2 separate regions of the Homo sapiens genome follow, and region 1 is linked to region 2. Evidence: read pairs that join two places in POLR2A ChIA-PET (ENCODE). Cell type or tissue: K562. All regions are shown on one strand. Each heading gives the region's core, and the rest is flanking DNA. Links, peaks and the distances in the headings are about the cores only.

Region 1 (16,040 bases), core at 4,791-9,790, 1.3 Mb before region 2:
GAGGGGCCTCCTCACCTGCAGACTTCAGTCTTCACCTGGGCAGTGAATATGGGTGCTGAGAAAAGCCCAGAGTGGCCAATGCAGAGGATGTTTATTGAGCACCTACTGTGTGCCTGACTATGCCGGTCCCATGACTAAGTGCCAGTTGTCCACACCACGGTGGCCACCTCCTTCCTCCTTCTCCCTCTTCTGTTGCTGCTTTCCCCCCTTCACCTTTTCCTCCCCCCACCTTCCTTCGGCCTCCCCCCTCCCCGCCTCCCCTTCCTCCTTCCCCCCCTCACCCTCCCCGCCTTCCCTCTTCATCATCAGAACACGCATTCACCAAACACTTATTATACGACCAGCCCTTCCTTGTTATCTTCATTTAGTTCTCACAGCTATAATATCATATTCCAAATAGCTTATCTTTCATAATATAAATGATGAGGAAATGTAGTAATTATATAATGTTGGTCTATTTACAGGCCCAGTAACAGTGGTGATCCTGTTACTATTTTGTGATCACACTTCTTACCACGACCATCATTTTTGTATACCCTAAGATCCCCATTCAGGTTCTAAACACTCTCCACACGTGACATCAGTGAATTTTCACAGGCATCCCAGGAGGCAGGTTGGTTGTGACCATCTGGCAGTTAAGAGCTCAGGGGGTTACAGTGGCCTGCCTGGTCCTCAGTCGGTTGGAGGCTGAGCCAGAGCCCTGTCTGCCTGCCACTCCCCGCCACTCACCAGTGGTTGACCCAGGCAGTTCCCTCGTCTGTGAAATGAGGAAGGGAGCAGCACCCGCCTCATGGGACTGTCACCAACAACAGCATGGAGAATCACAATAATAATGAGTGATGATGATAGATGCTTCTCGAGCACCTGCCAGGGGCCGGGTGATACCGTGAACCCTCCATGTGGATTTACTGAGAATCCTGGAAGCTGCAGATTTTGATGGGTTATCTGGTCAGTATTGGTGGAGATGGAAATCTGTATCATAAGTATTGTTTGTGGGGCTTTCCACACATATGCCTGCAGATATTTTTCCATGCGTGTCCTGGGTTGCAGTCCAGGATAGCATGAAAAGCACTTAAAAAGCATTGAGGCTGGGCACGGTGGCTCACGCCTGTAATCCCAGCACTTTGGGAGGCCGAGGTGGGCGGATCACCTGAGGTCGGGAGTTCGAGACCAGCCTGACCAACATGGAGAAACCCTGTCTCTACCAAAAATACAAAATTAGCCGGGCATGGTGGCACACGCCTGTAATCCCGGCTGCTTGGGAGGCTAAGGCAGGAGAATTGCTTGAACTCGTGGGCGGAGATTGTGGTGAGCCAGGATCACACCATTGCACTCCAGCCTGGGCAACAAGAGTGGAAACTCCGTCTCAAAAAAAACCCAAAGAAACAAAAAGCATTGAACTCACAGTGCGGTTGGCACAGAAGTTCACAAATGGGAGCCACTGCTGATGTGAGCTTTACTCCACCAGAACTACGACTGCTTGTCAGAAACCTTTAGGGCCAGGTGTGTTTCAGAATTTCGAATTTCTCCAATTCTGGAAAAGTGGTGCCATATGTGTGGTGTGTGTCATGTCACACGCTTGCCTTTCGGCGGCCAAACTTGGGATGTCACATCATGTGGATAAATGGATCCCACCTAAAGTGCCATGTTGGTTCTGGTCAGGTTTTGCTGCCAACAGAGCTATGAAAACAGTCTCAGTTCTTAGAGCTTTTTGGGTTTTGTAATTACAGATAAGTGTTGTGGGCCTATATCACTATTTAAACAATAGTTGCTTATTTTTATTTATTTTTGTTTTGTTTTGTTTTGAGATGGAGTCTCACTCTGTCACCCAGGCTGGAGGGCATTGGTAGGATCTCAGCTCATTACAGCCTCCACCTCCCAGGTTCAAGCCATTCTCCTGCCTCAGCCTCCCGAGTAGCTGGGACTGCAGGCACGTGCCACCACGCCTGGCTAATTTTCGTATTTTTAGTAGAGATGGTGTTTCACCATGTTGGTCAGGCAGGTCTCAAACTCCTAGGCTCAAGTGATCCACCTGCCTCTGCCTCCCAAAGTGCTGGGATTACAGGTGTGAGCCACCGTGCCTAGACTTTATTTTTGTTTTTTGGGCGTCAGCTGGTAGAGATTGGGGGACAGCACCCCCGCGGGCTTGGGCTGGATGGGCATGGGCGTGCGATGCAGGATCACGTTGGGCGCCGGGACCAGTGGTGACAAGCTGAGGCCTGGGGCCACCACCAGCGGCTTTCCTGAGGGTGCCCCGCTGGGTCTTACTCTTGTCACTTAGGCTGGAGTACAGTGACACAATCATAGCTCACCGTAGCCTGGAACTCCTGGGCTTAAGAGATCCTCTCACCTCAGGCTCCCAAAGTGCTAAGATTACAGGCGTGAGTCACTGTGGCCTTGAACAGTAGTTTTTTTTATTACATTTTACTGATGGGTACAGATGAAGAAACTGAGGTCAGATCAAGCACGCCCTAGGTTACACAGCTAAGCCTTGGCAGAGCTGGGATTTGATCCCGGGTCCAGCCACTTGCAGGTGGAATGTTCTTTTTTCTTTTTTTTTTCTTTTTTTCTTCTTTTTTTTTTTTTCTTCTCAAAGTCTTGCCCTGTCACCGAGGCTGGAGTGTAGTGAAGTGCTCGTAGCTCCACTCTGCAGCCTCAAACTCCTGGGCTCCAGTGATCCTCTCACCTCAGCCTCCCAAGTAGCTAAGACCACAGGCACATGCTGCCACCCCTGACTAATTTTTCTTTTTTAAAATTTTTTTCTCACTGCGTTGCCCAGGCTGGTCTCAAACTCTTTGGCTCAAGCCATCCATCCTCCTACCTCAGCCTCCCAAAGTGCTGAGATTACAAGCGTGAACCACCATGCCAGGAGGGAATGTTCTTTCTTGAACGTGGCTGCCCTGTCACCTCAGCATTCTTTGCGGCAGCTGTGGCCTAAGCGTAGCCCCTTGCTAACCTCAGCTCTTTCCTTCCCACCTTTCCCGGCCTGCAGCTCCATGTGCAAGAAGCTTCCGGCAACCACCTGAACCCAGAGCCCAACCAGCCGGCCCCCAGTGTGGACCTAGACTTCCTGGAAGATGACATCCTGGGCTCTCCTGCGACAGGGGGCGGCGGCGGGGGCAGTGGGGGCGCTGACCAGCCCTGTGACATCCTCCAGCAGAGCCTCCAAGAGGCCAACATCACGGAGCAGACGCTGGAGGCCGAGGCTGAGCTGGACCTGGGTCCCTTCCAGCTGCCCACCCTGCAGCCTGCGGATGGCGGGGCAGGCCCGACGGGCGCTGGAGGGGCAGCGGCCGTGGCTGCGGGGCCCCAAGCCCTCTTCCCAGGCAGCACCGACCTGCTGGGGCTGCAGGGCCCGCCTACCGTGCTGACCCACCAGGCCCTGGTGCCGCCCCAGGACGTGGTCAACAAGGCCCTGAGTGTGCAGCCCTTCCTGCAGCCTGTGGGCCTGGGCAATGTGACACTGCAGCCCATCCCGGGCCTCCAAGGCCTGCCCAATGGCAGCCCTGGGGGTGCCACGGCGGCCACACTGGGCCTGGCGCCCATCCAGGTGGTGGGCCAGCCCGTCATGGCGCTCAACACGCCCACCTCCCAGCTCCTGGCCAAGCAGGTGCCCGTCAGCGGCTACCTGGCCTCGGCGGCTGGCCCCTCGGAGCCCGTGACGCTGGCGTCGGCCGGTGTCTCGCCACAGGGGGCTGGCCTGGTCATCCAGAAGAACCTCTCGGCCGCTGTGGCCACCACGCTCAATGGGAACTCTGTGTTCGGAGGCGCGGGGGCCGCCTCGGCTCCCACCGGGACGCCCTCGGGACAGCCGCTGGCGGTGGCCCCAGGCCTCGGCTCGTCGCCACTGGTCCCGGCGCCCAACGTGATCCTGCATCGCACACCCACGCCCATCCAGCCCAAGCCCGCGGGGGTGCTGCCGCCCAAGCTCTACCAGCTGACGCCCAAGCCGTTTGCGCCCGCGGGCGCCACGCTCACCATCCAGGGCGAGCCGGGGGCGCTCCCGCAGCAGCCCAAGGCCCCGCAGAACCTGACGTTCATGGCGGCGGGGAAGGCGGGCCAGAACGTGGTGCTGTCGGGCTTCCCCGCGCCTGCGCTGCAAGCGAACGTCTTCAAGCAGCCACCGGCCACCACCACCGGAGCGGCCCCGCCGCAGCCCCCCGGGGCCCTGAGCAAACCCATGAGCGTCCACCTCCTGAACCAAGGCAGCAGCATCGTCATCCCCGCCCAGCACATGCTGCCGGGCCAGAACCAGTTCCTACTGCCTGGCGCCCCGGCGGTCCAGCTCCCGCAGCAGCTCTCAGCCCTGCCGGCCAACGTGGGCGGGCAGATCCTGGCGGCCGCTGCCCCCCACACAGGTGGACAGCTCATCGCGAACCCCATCCTCACAAACCAGAACCTGGCGGGCCCACTGAGCCTGGGCCCCGTGTTGGCCCCCCACTCCGGGGCCCACAGCGCGCACATCCTCTCCGCCGCTCCCATCCAGGTGGGCCAGCCTGCGCTCTTCCAGATGCCCGTGTCGCTGGCGGCGGGCAGCCTGCCCACGCAGAGCCAGCCAGCGCCCGCCGGGCCGGCCGCCACCACTGTCCTCCAGGGGGTCACCCTGCCCCCCAGCGCCGTGGCCATGCTCAACACCCCCGACGGCCTGGTGCAGCCGGCCACCCCTGCCGCTGCCACCGGGGAGGCCGCGCCTGTCCTCACGGTGCAGCCTGCCCCCCAGGCGCCCCCCGCGGTCAGCACACCCCTGCCCCTGGGCCTCCAGCAGCCGCAGGCGCAGCAGCCCCCGCAGGCCCCCACCCCACAGGCCGCCGCCCCGCCTCAGGCCACCACCCCCCAGCCCAGCCCTGGCCTGGCGTCTAGCCCGGAGAAGATCGTCCTGGGGCAGCCGCCCTCTGCCACCCCCACGGCCATCCTCACTCAGGACTCCCTGCAGATGTTCCTGCCCCAGGTAAGCAGGGCGGGGCAAGGGAGCAGGTACCGGAGGAGGCGGGTTTGGGAGGAAGAGGGGTCCTGGGGCGAGGCGCCAAGATCCAAAAGTGGATGCCACTGTGGCAGCTGGGGGGGGAAGGTCTCAGTCATGGCACAGGTGGCCCCTAAGAGGAGGCCCGAAGGGTGAGGGCCCTGGCTGAACTGGCAGGAAGATGGATTGGCAGGTTGGCTGACTGATAGACAAGGGGCAGGACAACTGTTAGGCAGTGAGAGGGACTGGCAGACAGACAGACAAAGAGAGGGACCAGTGAACAGACAGAAGGGTAGGCACTGGCTGGGCTGCTGACAGATGGAGAGGAGAGGGACCGGCAGGGAGAGGGACTACCCGACGGACAGAGAAGGGCAGGCACTGGCTGGCCTGCTGACAGACAAGGAGAGGAATCTCAGAGAGAAAGTGGACGAGACAGGGACAGAGGGACAGGCAGGTGGGGCAGGAGAGAGGCAGGGCAACGTGGAGCTGGCAGAGGGGCCAATGGGAGCTCAGAATGGAGCAGGCTGCCTGGGTTTCGGCCTCTGTGCCTGGCACCCTGCCTGCCAGGCTGCCCACTACCCCATTCTCTGGAACCCTGGGAGCGTCAATAGGGGCAGGGGTCTCGGGTGGGGAGGTCGAGGGCCTGTGGGGGCGGCTTTCTGATCCTGTGCGGGCTGCCCGTTGCAGGAGAGGAGCCAGCAGCCCCTCTCCGCAGAGGGCCCCCACCTCTCCGTGCCTGCCTCGGTCATAGTCAGCGCCCCGCCTCCCGCCCAAGACCCAGCCCCAGCCACCCCCGTCGCCAAAGGAGCTGGCCTCGGCCCTCAGGCCCCCGACAGCCAGGCTTCCCCGGCTCCGGCCCCCCAGGTAGAGGGACCCCAGCAGCCTGTGTCCGCAGCACAGACCCAGCCTCGCCCCTCCTGCCCGCTCTCCCGCTCCTCGCTCTCCGCCCTGCCTGCGTCTCTGTTCTGCTGACTTGGAACACAGAGCTCTCCTTCACCCCCCAAGTGTCTCCTAGTGATCATGGATGCCTGAGACCAGGGCCGGCCCTGGGGGAGCCCACGCGCTGCAGGAATGCAAGACACACACGGAAGGAAATCTGTTCTTTCCTAAAATTATAATTTTCAAATCTGAATAAGTAATACATTCAGATAATTCACATTTCAAACGGTACAAAAAGATGCATAGTGGAAAGCCCCCGTCTCCTGAACCGTGGCCTCCTGTTGTCCTCCCAAGGTGGTTTCTTGCATTTGTTATCTGGATAGGGAAACAGAATCAAATAGATTCTTTTCCTTCAATTTTTACAAAAAGGGTAGCATCTTCTGCCTGCGGTATTGCATCTTTTATTATTTAAAAATTGATCTTGGAGACCATTCTTCATTCTCTCTCTCTTTTTTTTTTTTTGAAATGGAGTCTCACTCTATCACCCAGGCTGGAGTGCAGTGGCGCGATCTTGGCTCACTGCAACCTCCGCCTCCGATGTTTAAGTGATTCTCCTGCCTCCACCTCCCGCGTAGCTGGAGTTACAGGTGCCCGCCACCATGCTGGGCTAATTTTTGTATTTTTAATAGAGACGGGGTTTCACCATGTTGCCCAGGCTGGTCTTGAACTCCAGACCTCAAGTGATCCGCCCGCCTCAGCCTCCCAAAGTGCTGAGATTACATGTGTAGGCCACTGTGCCTGGCCCCATTCTTCATTCTCTTGTGTGACTGCGTAGTATTCCACTGTGTGGGTGTGCGGATATTTATTTAGCCAGTCTAAATTGTTGTTAGGTTTTTAGGTCACTTCTGATCTCTAGCTATTATGAACAAGGCTGCAAAGAATGCCTTTGTATGTATGTCGTTTTGTAGGGTAAGTTCTTCAAAAGGAATTTGCTGGCTCTAAAGGCATATGCATTTTTATCTCTGACAGACATTGCCAAATTGCCGCCTGTGGAGTGTAAATTAGTTTAACCTTTATCAGCAATATGTGGTTGTGCCTTTTTTCCCCCGCCCCCCGCAACCTCACCAGTATGTTGAACTTGGCCAATCTAGATAGGTGAAAAATAGTATCTTGTTTTGTTTTCATTTGCATTTCTTTTATTGTGAATGAGGTCGGGCAGATTTTCATAAAAGTAAGAGCCATTTGTACTTTCTGTTCTATGAAACTGCTCATACCCTTTGCCATTGTAAAATCTGGGTTGCTGTCATTTTGCTGTAGATTTGTAGAAACTCTTTACATATTAGGAAAATTAGCCTTTTGTCTTAAAGTAATAACCATTATGCTTACGAGTCATAACATAACAGGTTAGGGAGGGCTACGTTCTTTTTTTTTTTTTGAGATGGAGTCTCGCTCTGTTGCCCAGGCTGGAGTGCGGTGTCGCGATCTCTGCTCACTGCAAGCTCCGCCTCTCGGGTTCACGCCATTCTCCTGCCTCAGCCTCCCGAGTAGCTGGGACTACAGGCGCCCGCCACCACGCCGGGCTAATTTTTTGTATTTTTAGTAGAGACGGGGTTTCACCATGTTAGCCAGGATGGTCTCGATCTCCTGACCTCGTTATCCACCCGCCTCAGCCTCCCAAAGTGCTGGGATTATAGGCGTGAGCCACCGCACCTGGCCTACCTTCTTATTCTAGAGCAGTGAATGTGGTACTCATTCAAAAAAGACCAGTGGATAGGTAGGAAGAGGAGAGTGTGACAGTGACAAGGGCAGGATGGCAGAAGTCAGCACAGGCTTTGACCTCGAACGGCCATGGTTTCACTTGCACGCTCTCCCACTTACCATTTAACCTTCAGCAACCAGTTTTTCATTCCATCAGCAGGTGCCTAGGCAGGCTGAGGGAGCACTTAGGTGGAGTAAACGAGTTACTATATGCTTAGCACAAAGTAAGCACTTGATAAATGTTTGCTTTTATTATTATTACTATTATCTTGAGGGGGACAGAGTCCCACTCCGTCGCCTAGGCTGCAGTGCAGTGGCAAGATCTCGGCTCGCTGCAATCTCCACCTCCTGGGTTCAAGTGATTCTCCTGCCTCAGCTTCTGGGTAGCTGGGATTACAGGTGCCTGCCACCATGTTTGGCTAATTTTCATATTTTTAGTAGAGATAGTGTATCACCATGTTGGCCAAGCTGGTCTCAAACGCCTGACCTCAGGTGAACCACCTGCCTCGGCCTCCCAAATTGCTGGGATTTACAGGCGCCCGCCACCATGCCTGGCTAATTTCTATATTTTTAGTAGAGAGATGGGGTTTCGCCATGTTGGCCAGGCTGGTCTCAAACTCCTGACCTCAGGTGATCCACCCACCTCAGCCTCCCAGAGTGCTGGGATGACAGGTGTGAGACACCGCGCCCGGCCTAGCACTCTCTCATTTAAACCTCACCACCTCCACCAGGTAGGTGGTAGCATCTCATTTTGCAGGTGAGGAAACAGAGGCACAGGGAGAATAATTAGCTTGCCCAAGGTTGCACAGCTGGCAAATGGTAGGGCCTGGATTAAAAACCCTGGGGGCTTATTGCTGGAAACACCTGAAGTCTTGAGAAAGCCAGACCTGGGTGTGAATCCAGCTCTGCTTAGTGGAGCTCTCTGAGGCATGGATTTTGCATCTAAAATGGGAATAAGCCCAGTGACCTGACATGATGGCACTGCACAGAGCCAGCGCTCAGTGAACAGACACTTACTGTTAGCAGTTGCAGTAATGATGCTGTAGCTGAACTTATTTTTTTGGAAACAGGGTCTGGTTCTGTCACCCAGGCTGGAGTACACTGGTGCAATATTGACTCCTACAACCTCCGCCTCCCATGCTTAAGTGATCCTCCCACCTCAGCCTCCGAAGTAGCTGGGACTACAGGCATGTGCCACCACGCACAGCTAATTTTTTTTTTTTTTGTATTTTGTTTTGTGGGGGAGATATGGGGTCTCACTATGCAGCCCAGGCTGGTCTCGAACTCCTAGGCTTAGTAATCCTCCCACCTTGGCTTCTCACAGGGCTGGGATTATGGACGTGAGCCACTGTGCCTGGCCACGCGGATGACCTTTGAGAAGGAAGCTTAGTGCGCACAGGCAGGTGTGCACACGAGCTGATTCTTAGTCACACACAGAGGCTCGGAGGCACAAGGTAGGGCCCTCCGCAGTAGCTGTATCTGCAGCAGTGGGGACCCAGCATGACAGAAGGTGGTCAGTGAATGTTTGTTGGGTGAGCAAATGGATGGACAGATGGATGGCTGAATAGACGGACGGATGGATGGCATGGGTGGGTGTGTGACTGGGTGATTGGCCAAGTGTCCCCTGGTGGGGACAGAATCATCCAGACTGGGAACCGCTATCCTGTGGATATGCAGGAATGCACGGAATAGCAGTTCCCAATCTGGGTGATTCTTACTGTTTGTAAGAATAGTGGTTCCCTTACTGTCCGAACTCCAACCCCTGCACTCGGAAGGAACTCTGTGCTCTCTGTACCCAGATGGATTTGGCAGCCTCTGTGTGTGTGTGTGTGTGTGTGTGTGTGTGTGTGTGTGTGTGTGTGCGCGCGCGCGCGCATGCGTACATTTTCCCTTTGTGTTAACACAAACAGAAATGCAAAGACTGTGTTCTGCATCTGGCTTTGCTTATTTAGCAACGCATCTTGGAGCACTGGCTTTCAGACCTTTTTTTTTCCTTGACCCACCACCCGGGATAAGAATTTGTTTTTTTTTTTTTTTCTCTGTCACCCAGGCTGGAGTGCAGTGGCACGATCTTGGCTAACTGCAACCTTCACCTCCCAGGTTCAAGCGATTCTCCTGCCTCAGCCTCCCGAGTAGCTGGGACTACAGGCGCACGCCACCGCATCCAGCTAATATTTGTATTTTTAGTAGAGACAGGTTTTCTCCATGTTGGCCAGGCTGGTCTTGAACTCCTTACCTCAGGTGATCTGTCTGCCTTGGCCTCCCAAAGTCCTGGGATTACAGGCATGAGCCACCATGCCCGGCACAAGAATTTCATTTTATGTCACCACCCAGGACATGCATACATATATGTATTTGTATATATACACATATCACTGAAACAAAAGTTTCATGAAATATTACCTATATTACAATGTGTGATACACATCAATATTTTCTATTTTGTTTCCATTGTTTTTTCTGGGGTTAGCGGGGAGGCATGGAGTCTCCCTCTGCTGCCCAGGCTGGAGTGTAGTGGCACTATCTCGGCTCACTGCAACCTCCACCTCCCAGGTTCAAGCGATTCTCCTGCCTCAGCTTCCCAAGTAGCTGGGATTACAGGAGTGCCCCACCATGCCAAGCTGATTTTTGTATTTTTAGTTGAGACAAGGTTTCACCATGTTGCCGAGGGTGGTCTCAAACTCCTGACCTCAGGTGATCTGCCCACCTTGGCCTCCCAAAGTGCTGAGATTACAGGCGTGAGCCACTGCGCCCAGCCTCTACTGTTCTTTTTAAGTGCTGGTTCCAACTCCCTAAGATGACTTGAGCCATTACCAATGGTTACTATGTGTAGGGGTGTGTTTTTATTTTTGGGGGTTTTTTTGCAAGCTACCATCTGGGAAGATTGCTGTGATGTGGGAGTTAGGAAATAGGACTTGGCCACTTACAGGCCCTGTGACCTTCAGCAGGCTGCTTGCCTCTCTGTTGTACCACGGTGTCCTTGCGTGCAGAATCAGAATGATAGGAACAGCGGCTACTTTGTAGAGCTGTGAGGGTTAAATAAACTAATATCTGTAAATTAATAGATGTATATTAACATTAAAATGTTTTAGAACAGAGTTGGGCATGTTGAAAGAGCTATGAAGGGAAAGAAGCCAGGCAAACTTTCTTTTTGCTTATTTGATTTTTATTCATTTATTTGTTTATTTTTCTGGGCAACTTTCTATAAAGAGGCAATAGTAAACGTTTCAGGCTTTTGCGGGCCATATGGTCTCTGTTATTATAGCACAAAAGCAGCCACAGACCATATGTAAATGAATGAACACGGGAGTGTTCCAATAAAACTTTATTTAAGGACACTGAAATTGGAATTTCATGTAATTTTTGCAAGTCACGAAATAGTATTCTTATGATTTTTTTTCTTCAACTGTTTAAAAATGTAAAAATTATTCTTGGCTTGTGGGCTATAGTTTGCCTCTTTCTTTTGATGTCTTTATTGTGTTTTGTGATATGGACATACCATTATTTCTTTATTCAGTCCCCTCTTGAGGAATACTTCAGGTGGTTTATTTGTCATTGTTAACAAACAAAACTCCTATAAGATATTCTTGACTGAGCGTGTTGGCTCACACCTGTAGTCTCAGCACTTTGGGAGGCCGAGGCGGGCAATCACCTGAGGTCAGGAGTGTGAGACCAGCCTGGCCAACATGGGGAAACCCCATCTCTACTAAAAATACAAAAATGAGCCAGGCGTGATGGTGGGCACCTGTAATCCCAGCTATGCTACTTGGGAGGCTGAGGCAGGGGAATCCCTTGAACCTGGGAGGCGGAGATTGTAGTGAGCCTAGAGAGGGTTGCAGTGAGCTGAGATCGTGCCACTACACTCTAGCCTAGGCAGCAGAGTGAGACTCTGCCTCAAAAAAAAAAAAAAAAACTTGCACCCATGCTTTGCACACAGGTATGAAAGTACTTGTAGGGTAAATTTCTAGAAATAGAATTGCCAGACGTAGATGATAAGCTTTCCAGCCATTTTGTGGAAAGTGCTAAACCTTTTTGAAAAGGTTCATGCCAGTGATGGCTTCACTTGGTCCTGCAGCTTTACTGACACACGAGATTAGCAGCTGGCCTGTTCTTTGCCAGGCTGGAAAGTGACACACCCCCTGTGCTTTTCTCTAATTGTGTGTGAAGTTGAGCATCTTGCCGCCTCCACGTGGGGCTCTCGAAATCTCTTGGAAGCTGGGCGTGGTGGCTCATGCCTGTAGTCCCAGCTACTCAGGAGGGAGGCTGAGGCAGGAGGATCACCTGAGCCCAGGAGTTTGAGGTCAGCCTGAACAACATAGCGAGATCTCATTTCTGAAGAAAGAAAGAAATGGAAGGAAGAGAAGGAGGGAATCTCTTGGTGAACAATCCACTCATATGTTAGTTTTTTTGCTTTGGGAAGCTAAGATGGGGGATCACTTGAGGCTAGCAGTTGAAGACCAAATAATAATAATAATTTTGTGCTCATTTAGAGAATGTAGAAAATACAGAAAAGAACAAAGAAGAAAAATAAGTCACATGTAATACCACTGTGTGCAAGCAGTTGGTAAAAAAAAATTTTTTCTGGCCAGGCACAGTGGCTCATGCCTGTAATCCCAACATTTTGGGAAGCCGAGTTGGGTGGATCACGAGGTCAAGATATCGAGACCATCCTGGCCAACATGGTGAAACCCCGTCTCTACTAAAAATACAAAAATTAGCTGGGCATGGTGGTGTGTGCCTGTAATCCCAGCTACTCAGGAGGCTGAGGCAGGAGAATTGCTTGAACCCGGGAGGCGGAGGTTGCAGCAAGCGAGCTGAGATTGAGCCACTGCATTCCAGCCTGGGTGACAGAGCGAGACTCCGTCTCAAAAAAAAAAAATTTTTTTTTCTTTGTTTTGTTTTATTTTTTGTTTTTGAGACAGAGTCTCTCTCTCTCTCTCGCCCGGGCTGGAGTGCAGTGGCGCGATCTCGGCTCACGGCAACCTCTGTCTCTGGGATTGGAGCAATTCTTCTGCCTCAGCCTCCCAAGTAACTTGGATTTACAGGCACATGCCAGCAAGCCCGGCTAATTTTTGTATTTTTAGAGAGACGAGGTTTCACCATGTTGGCCAGGCTGGTCTTGGACTCCTGACCTCAAGTGATCCACCCGCCTTGGCATCCCAAAGTGCTGGGATTACAGGTGTGAGCCACTATGCCAGGCCTAGCTTTGTTTTTTCTAAGACAAATATTGTAGAAGAAGTAATATTTTGGTATGAAGTTTCTGTTTAACCCCCCGACCCCAATTTTATTTAAAACATTTTTTAAATAAGTCATTTTATTCACATAGTATGATCATCAGAAAGTTTTTTTTTCTTTTTTTCCAGAGACAGGGTCTTGCTCTGTTGCCCAGGCTGGTCTTGAACTCCTGGGCTCAAGCAGTCCTCCTGCCTTGGCCTCCGAGAGTGCTGGGATTACAGGCATGAGCCACTGAGCCTGGCCTAATTTATTTTTATTTATTTTTTCTGAGACTGAGTCTCTCTCTGTCGCCCAGGCTGGAGTGCAGTGGCAAGATCTTGGCTCACTGCAAGCTACGCCTGCTGGGTTCAAGCAGTTCTCCCTGCCTCAGCCTCCGGAGTAGCTGGGATTACAGGTGCACACCATCCCGCCCTGCTAATTTCTGTATTTTTAGTAGAGACAGGGTTTCGCCATGTTGGCCAGGCTGGTCTTGAACTCCTGACCTCAGGTGATCCGCCTGCCTGGCCTCCCAAAGTACTGGGATTATTATAGGCGTGAGCCACCACGCCTGGCCACCTGGCCTAATTTTTGTATCCCTTTCCAGTTCTTCGTGTATATACAACCTAGTGCAAATATGGTTTACGTTTCTCTCCCATTTGTACCCAAAGGGGAGCTCATTATGTACTTACTGTGGCAGCAACAGTGAGTTTGCTTGTTTTCTGTTAGAGTCTTGAAGTATTCCTTTGTACAGAAGAGCCACAGTTCATTTCCCCAGGAAATGCCATATTGATGCACTTTAGACCATATCCAGATTTTGGCGTTCTACACGAAGCTGCAGGAAACAACTTGTTCACCTGTTTTGTTTTTGTTTTTGTTTTTGAGACAGAGTTTCGCTCTTTTTGCCCAGGCTGGAGTGCAATGGCGTGATACTGGCTCACTGCAACCTCCGCCTCCCAGGTTCAAGCAATTCTCCTGACTCAGCCTCCCTAGTAGCTGGGATTACAGGTGCACGCCACCATGCCCAGCTAATTTTTGTATTTTTAATAGAGACGGGGTTTCACCATGTTGGCCAGGCTGGTCTCAAACTCCTGACCTCAGGTGATCCACCCGCCTCAGCCTCCCAAAGTGCTGGGATTACAGGTGTGAGCCACCGCGCCCGGCCTACTTGTTCACCTGTTATTTCCCACATATGCAGGTCTGTTTACTTCCTGGAAGCCTGTTTGCTGGACTAAAGCAAATGTGCATTTATAACTTGGATAGCTACTGCTGAATTGCGTTCCTCTTGAGTTGTAGCAAATTGTGCCAGTTGAGACCCCTAAGGGCAGTATATACAAGCATCTTTACTAGACATAGGCTTTATTCCTAATGCGACGGGTGGTAAATGGTACCCTAGGGTGAAAAATAGTGCCCTGGGGTGCGTTTTGCTGTGCATTTCTCTTATTACAAGTGAGGTTGAGTAGCTCTGAAAATACTTAAGCCTTTTGTCTTTCCTTTTCTGTGCACTGTCTGATCATATCCTTTGCCCCTTTTTCACCAGTTGTAATTCTTAGTGATTTCTAGAGTCTCTCTATATATGAGAGAGATGAACTTTGTATTTGGAGTTGCAACTGTTTTCCCCAGTAAGTCATTTGGCATGTGACTTAATTTGTGGATTGTGTGTGTGTGTGTGTGTGTGCGCACTTTTGATGAGAATGAAATTAAATTTTTTTAATTTTTTGGTATCTTTAAGCTTTTTATGTTTAAATGACTTCAAACACATAAAAAGTTTCAGAATTAGTACAGAGAGCTCATAGGAGTTCTTTACTCCTCAACTAGATGTATTAGTTATCTATTGCTATGCAGGAAATTACCCTCAAAACTTAGCAGCTTCAAACAGCAAGTATTCACGTGTCTCACACTGTTTCTAAACATTAGGAATCTGAAAGCAGCTTAGCTAGGAGGTTCTAGCTCTGGATCTCCCATGAAGTTGTGGTCATCTGAAGGTCCCACTGATCTGGAGAACCTGCTCCCACGCTCACTTGTGTGGCTATTAGCAGGAGGCCTCAATTGCTTCCTCAGTGGGCCTCTCCAAAGGGCAGCACATGACACACAGCGGTTGGCTTCCCGCAAAGTGAGTGACCCAATAGAAACAGACAGAATGCTCAGGATGGGAGCCGCAGGCTTTTTATAACTAATCTTGGAAGTGTCATATAATCACTTCTGCCAAATTCTATTGGCCACAAAGACCAGCATATGGGAGGGGACTGAACACAAGGAGGTGAGGATTGTTGGTGGCTGCCTCCCACGTCTACCCATTGTCAGCCTTTTGCTACATCTGCCTTGACCTTAGCATTCTCATTCTGTGTACACTTTTTTCTGAATCAGTTGAGAGTAAGTTGCAACCATTATACCCGTTTGCCCCTTAATATTTTATTTTATTTATTTATGTATTTATTTATTTTTGAGTCTGAGTCTCACTCTGTCGCCTAGTCTGGAGTGCAGTGGTACAATCTTGGCTCACTGTAGCCTCTGCCTCCCAGGTTCAAGCAATTCTCTTGCCTCAGCCTCCTGAGTGGCCGGGATTACAGGCACACATCGCACCCTGCTAATTTTTGTGTTTTTAGTACAGATGGGGTTTCACCATGTTGACTAGGCTGGTCTCAAACTCCTGGGCTCAAGTGATCCACCTGCCTTGGCCTCCCAAAGTGCTGGGATTGCAAGCGTGAGCCACCGCGGCCAGCCTACCCCTTAATATTTTAGTATAATATTTCAGCCTTGGAGAACAAGGACATTCTCTTACTTAACCATCATACTGCAAAGAAATAAAGCAGACAGCATTGACATGATACTGTTGTCATATCCTCTGTCCATAATCCAACTTTACCAGGTGCCCAGGGATCCTGTAATGTTGTATTATTCTCCTATTTCATGTAGCATTGGAGTGCCGCTGCATGTGGGCCACCTCCCTGAGCCCTTGGAACCTACTGAGTGGGCCAGTTCTCTTTTCTCCGACTCAGCGACGCACCTGCCATTGGCCATTTGAGTCATTTCTCCTTTTCCTCTATTGTAAATGCTCCCAAAGTGGGCAACCCCATAGCAAGTACTTGAATATTCTTTTTTTTTTTTGAGACGGAGTTTCACTCTTGTGCCCAGGCTGGAGTGCAGTGGCGCGATCTCATTTCACTACAACCTCCGCCTCCTGGGTTCAAGCAATTCTCCAGCCTCAGTCTCCTGAGTAACTGGGATTACA
Region 2 (5,000 bases), core at 1-5,000:
GACTGCGTCCCTAAAGTGGCCCGATAAAACTACCACTCCCAGCAGTTTTAGGGGTAGAGGTGGAGCCGTGTGCAGCAAGGCCCAAGGAGAGCTGAGAGTTGTAATTCTTTTATGGCTGTCTTGACCTTTTCTTTTCTTTCTTTTCCTTCTTTCGTGTGTGTGTGTATGTGTCCGCCTCGCTCTGTTGCCCAGTCTGGAGTGCAGTGGCATAATCATAGCTCACTGCAGCGGCATAATCATAGCTCACTGCAGCCTTGACCTCCTGAGCTCAAGGCATCCTCTGGCCTCAGCCTCCCAGGTAGCTGGGATAACAGGTGTATGCCACTATGCCCAGCTCATTTTTGTATTTTTGGTAGAGACAGGGTTTCATCATGTTGCCCAGGCTGGTCTCAAACTCCTGGGCTCAAGCGATCCTCCCACCTCAGCCTCCCAAAGTGCTGGGAATACTGACAGGTGTGAGCTACCAAGCTGGGCCTTGACTTTCTTTTGGGGGTGGGTGGGGGGCTAGTGTGGGATCTGGCTCTGTCCCCCAGGCTGGTGTACAGTGGCACAGTCATGGCTCACTGCAGCCTCAGCCTCCTGGTCTCAAGTGATCTTCCTGCTTTGGCCTCTCAAAGTGCTGAGATTACAGGCATGAGCCACCACACCTGGCCCTTTATTACATTTCTACACTTCCTTTTAAACTTCCCTTTGGGCTGGGAACAGGGACTCACGCTTGTAAACTCAGCACTTTGGGAGGCTGAGGCAGACAGAACACTTGAGGTCAGGAGCTTGAGACTGGCCTGGCCAACATGGTGAAATCTCGTTTCTACTAAAAATATATAAATTAGCTGGGTGTGGTGGCATGTGCCTGTAATCCCAGGTACTTGGGAGGCCAAGGCAGGAGTATTGCTTGAACCCAGGAGGCAGAGGTTGCAGTGAGCCGAGATCGTGCCACTGCACTCCAGCCTGGGCGACAGAGCGAGACTCCATCTCAAAATAAATAAATAAATATAATAAAAATAAATAAACAAATAAGCTTCCTTTTGCTCATTGACCCCAGAATCCCAGAGAAACCACACGTCCCAGCAACCCTCGTGGCAGAATAAGCCACAGAAAACAGCCCACCCTAAGTGCCTCGCCTCCAGCAACTGAAGTTGCACGAGTCAGCACGTGCCCTTCTGTGGACCTCAGAATAGATCCCTTCATAAAGGGCTGCAGGAGAAAGCAGGACTCCCAGCAATCTCTGGGGTCTGAGCTGGCCTGGCAAGCTGCCTCTGGGGCTGCCAGGAACTGCTATCTCTCTGCACAGAGGTCCAATCCATACCTGCGTTGCAAAGATGGCTCTCTTCATCATAGTGAAGTCTTCCTTATCCAGCATCTTGTTCATGTCGGGAAGGCTCCCACTGCAAGGCAAGCAGGGGCATGCATGTGAGAACGGAGTAATGAGAGGGGTTAGTCAGGGCCTAGGAGGGCACAGGGCTGAGGGTGGGGCACTCACACCAGTAAGGATTCATAAAGCTTCCTCCCGAACTTTTCCTTCACCGTGTTGGCCGTGTCCCTGGAGGAAGCAGAGCAACAGGGTCACATACACACCAGCTGCCATTTACTGTTAGGCTTCTTTAGTTAGTTTGTTTGTTTATTTTGAGACGGAGTTTGGCTCTTGTTGCCCAGGCTGGAATGCAATGGCGTGATCTCGGCTCACTGCAACCTCTGCCTCCCAGGTTCAAGCAATTCTCCTGCCTCAGCCTCCCGAGTAGCTGGGATTACAGGCATGAGCCACCGCGCCCGGCTAATTTTCTATTTTTAGTAGAGACGGGGTTTCTCCATGTTGGTCAGGCTGGTCTCAAACTCCCAACCTCAGGTAATCTGCCCACCTCGGCCTCCCAAAGTACTGGGATTAGAGGCTTGAGCCACTGTGCCCAGCAGTTTATTTATTATTATTATTATTATTATTGACAGAGTTACTCTGTCGTCCAGGCTGGAGCGCAGTGGTGCGATCTTGGCTCACTGCAACCTCTGCCTCTCAGGTTCAAGCAATTCTCCTGCCTCAGCCTCCTGAGTAGCCGGGATTACAGGCACCTGCCACCATGCCCGGCTAATTTTTGTAACTTTAGTAGAGACGGGGTTTCACCACGTTGGCCAGGCTGGTCTCGAACTCCTGACCTCTGGCTGGTAATTGGCCACCTCGGCCTCCCAAAGTGCTGGAATTACAGGCATGAGCTGCCGCGCCCAGCTACCCTTAGGTTTCTAGGATAGCAAGGAAACTGAGGTGTGAGCAGGGAAGCCGTGCCCTGGGGCCTCCAGGCTGGAGGATGGGGACCCAGGGGGCAGGCCCTGGAAGGCTTAGGACCCACGTGCCTGACATCAGCTGTGTGGTCAGGGACAGGTGGCCTTCCCTCTCTGACTGCAGTGACTCATTTTTCAGAGGAGGATGAAAATAGAATCAACCTCAGAGGTTTGCGATGAGGACCCAATGATGTCATGCCAAAAAGTACACATGGCAAGCCTTCCAGAAATGTCAGCTATTATTAGGACTTGTACTTGTCCTGCAGATGGCAATGCTAAGCCCCATTTTATACGAAAAGAAAGTAAGATTCTGAGAAAGGACCACTTAGGCACACAAGTAAAGCTAGCAGTGTCACACAACAGCCCCACGGTCACTCCTCCACTTAAAATCCTCCCATAGCTCTGGCCTCATTTATTTTTCTTTCTTTGTCTCTTTTTCTTTTTTCTTTTCTTTTTTTTTTTTTTTTTTTTTTTTTTTTTTTTTTTTTTTTTGAGACAGAGTCTTGCTCTGTCGCCCAGGATGGCGCAATCTCGGCCACTTTCTAGGTTCAAGAAATTCTCCTGCCTCAGCCTCCTGAGTAGCTGCAATTACAAGCGTGCGCCACCACATCTGGCTAATTTTTATATTTTTAGTACCGATGGGATTTCACCACGTTGACCAGGCTGATCTCGAACTCCTGACCTCAAGTGATCTGCCCTCCTCAGCCTCCCAAAGTGCTGGGATTACAGGTGTGAGCCACCGCGCCCAGCCTCTTTCTTTCTTTTTTTTTTTTTTTTTTTTGAGACCGAGTCTCACTGTCACCCATGCTGGAGTGCATTGGCGCGATCTTGGCTCACTGCAATCTCTGCCTCCCGGGTTCGAGCGATTCTCCTGCTTAGCCTCTCGAGTAGCTAGGACTACAGATGTGTGTCACCACGCCCTGCTGATTTTTTTTATTTTTAGGAAAGACGGGGTTTCACCATGTTGGTCAAGCTGGTCTCAAACTCCCGACCTCAGGTGATCCACCCGCCTCGGCCTCCCAAAGTGCCGGGATTACAGGTGTGAGCCACCACGCCCGACTTCTTTTTTATTTTTTTGAGACAGAGTCTCACTCTGTTGCCTAGGCTGGAGTGCAGTGGCGCAATCATGCCTCACTACAGCCTCAACCTCCAGGGCCAAAATGATCCTCCTGCCTCCTGTAGCTGGCACTACAGGTGCCCTCCATCTTGCCTCACTTTCTACCCCTTCTCTATGAGACATGTCACTCCAGCCCCATGGGACTCCCCACCGCGTCTCAATCATGCCTCGGGGCCTTCGAGTTTGCTGTTCCTCAGATACCCACAGGGCTTGCTCCCTCGTCACCTTTCCTCGTCTCTGCCCAATAACACTTTCTCAGTGTGGCCTGTCCTGACAACCCCGTCTCATATTCCAGTTCTGCTTTATTTTTGCCCAAAAGTAAATTCCGTCTACAGGATTTTCTAGAATACAAGCTCCATGAGGAAAGGGATCTTATCTTTCTGGTTCACAGCTGTATTCCCAGGACCTGGAATACATGAGGAGGGCAGGTCACTTGAGGTCAGGAGTTCAAGACCAGCCTGGTCAACGTGGTGAAATCCCATCGGTGCTAAAAATATAAAAATTAGCTAGCACATAGTAGATGCTCAGTGAGTATCTCTGCTAATGAATGAACGGTTTTACAGATGAAGAAACTGAGCTTTGCTGGGAGGCGGAGGTTACAGTGAGCTGAGATTACGCCACTGCACTCCAGCCTGGGCAACAGTGAGACTCTGTTTCAAAAAAAAAAAAAAATCAGAGAAAAGAAAAAGAAACTAAGCCAGGCGCAGTGGCTCACCCCTGTAATCCCAGCACTTTGGGATGCCAAGGCGGCTGGATCACCTGAGGTCAGGTGTTCAAGATCAGCCTGGCCAACATGGTGAAACCCCATCTCTACTAAAAATACAAAAAAAGGCTAGGTGTGGTGGCTCACGCCTGGAATCCCAGCACTTTGGGAGGCTGAGGCAGGCGGAACACCTGAGGTCAGGAGTTCAAGACCAGCCTGGCCAATATAGTGAAAACCTGTCTCTAATAAAAATAAAAAGTTAGCCAGGTGTGGTGGCACACCCCTGTAGTCCCAGCTACTCAGAGGCTGAGGCAGGAAAATCGCTTGAACCCAGGAGGCAGAGGTTGCAGTGAGCCGAGATCATGCCATTGCACTCCAGCTTGGGCGACAGAGCAAAACTCCATCTCAAAATAAAAAAAAAAAAGAGGGCCGGGTGCGGTGGCTCATGCCTGTAATTCCAGCACTTTGGGAGGCTGAGGCGGGCAGATCACGAGATCAGGAGTTTGAGACTAGTCTGGCCAATGTGGTGAAACCCCATCTCTACTGAAAATACAAAAATTAGCCAGGCATGGTGGTGTGCACCTGTAGTCCCAGCTACTCGAGAGGCTGAGGCAGATGACTTGCTTGAACCCAGGAGGTGGAGGTTGCAGTGAGCCAAGATCGCACCACTACACTCCAGCCTGGGCGACAGAGTGAGACTGTCTCAAAAACAAACAAACAAACAAACAAACAAAACAAAAAACTGAGACTCTAGGAGAAACACAGGACCCAAAGCATGCATCTGGGAGTGGGCTGCGCCAGGGGCCGGAGCGAGGGCTGCTAACCAAAGCTGTTTGCGCACAGCTTGGCCTTTGAGGGTTTCCACGTTGAAATTGTTGGTCCGCGCTGGCATGATGAAGAAGGCAACCACTG

What was found. ChIA-PET counts read pairs that join two places held together with the same protein. Peaks named below come from ENCODE experiments on the same cell type or tissue, not always from the same donor. Only the 100,000 strongest peaks of a DNase experiment are listed, where the experiment ranks them.
Region 1: POLR2A ChIA-PET joins it to region 2 with 6 read pairs; 1 of 35 experiments calls an interaction of 5 or more read pairs at or near these places.

The regions. Positions count from the first base shown.
Region 1 is chr19:47,676,329-47,692,368 of GRCh38, forward strand. It overlaps BICRA (BRD4 interacting chromatin remodeling complex associated protein), which reads left to right. Exons shown (of 15, transcript NM_001394372.1): 6 at 2,993-4,948; 7 at 5,648-5,824. Among named protein-coding and RNA genes, the nearest start is that of EHD2, 29 kb to the right of the region's middle. In K562, for the core only: no CTCF peak of the experiment used is centred there; a DNase peak (open chromatin) is centred at 6,933.
Region 2 is chr19:48,976,618-48,981,617 of GRCh38, forward strand. GYS1 (glycogen synthase 1) reads right to left here. Exons shown (of 16, transcript NM_002103.5): 8 at 4,913-5,000; 9 at 1,481-1,540; 10 at 1,307-1,385. Among named protein-coding and RNA genes, the nearest start is that of FTL, 14 kb to the left of the region's middle. RefSeq lists an enhancer at 2,345-2,584. In K562, for the core only: a CTCF peak has its summit at 2,531 (motif pointing right); a DNase peak (open chromatin) is centred at 2,425.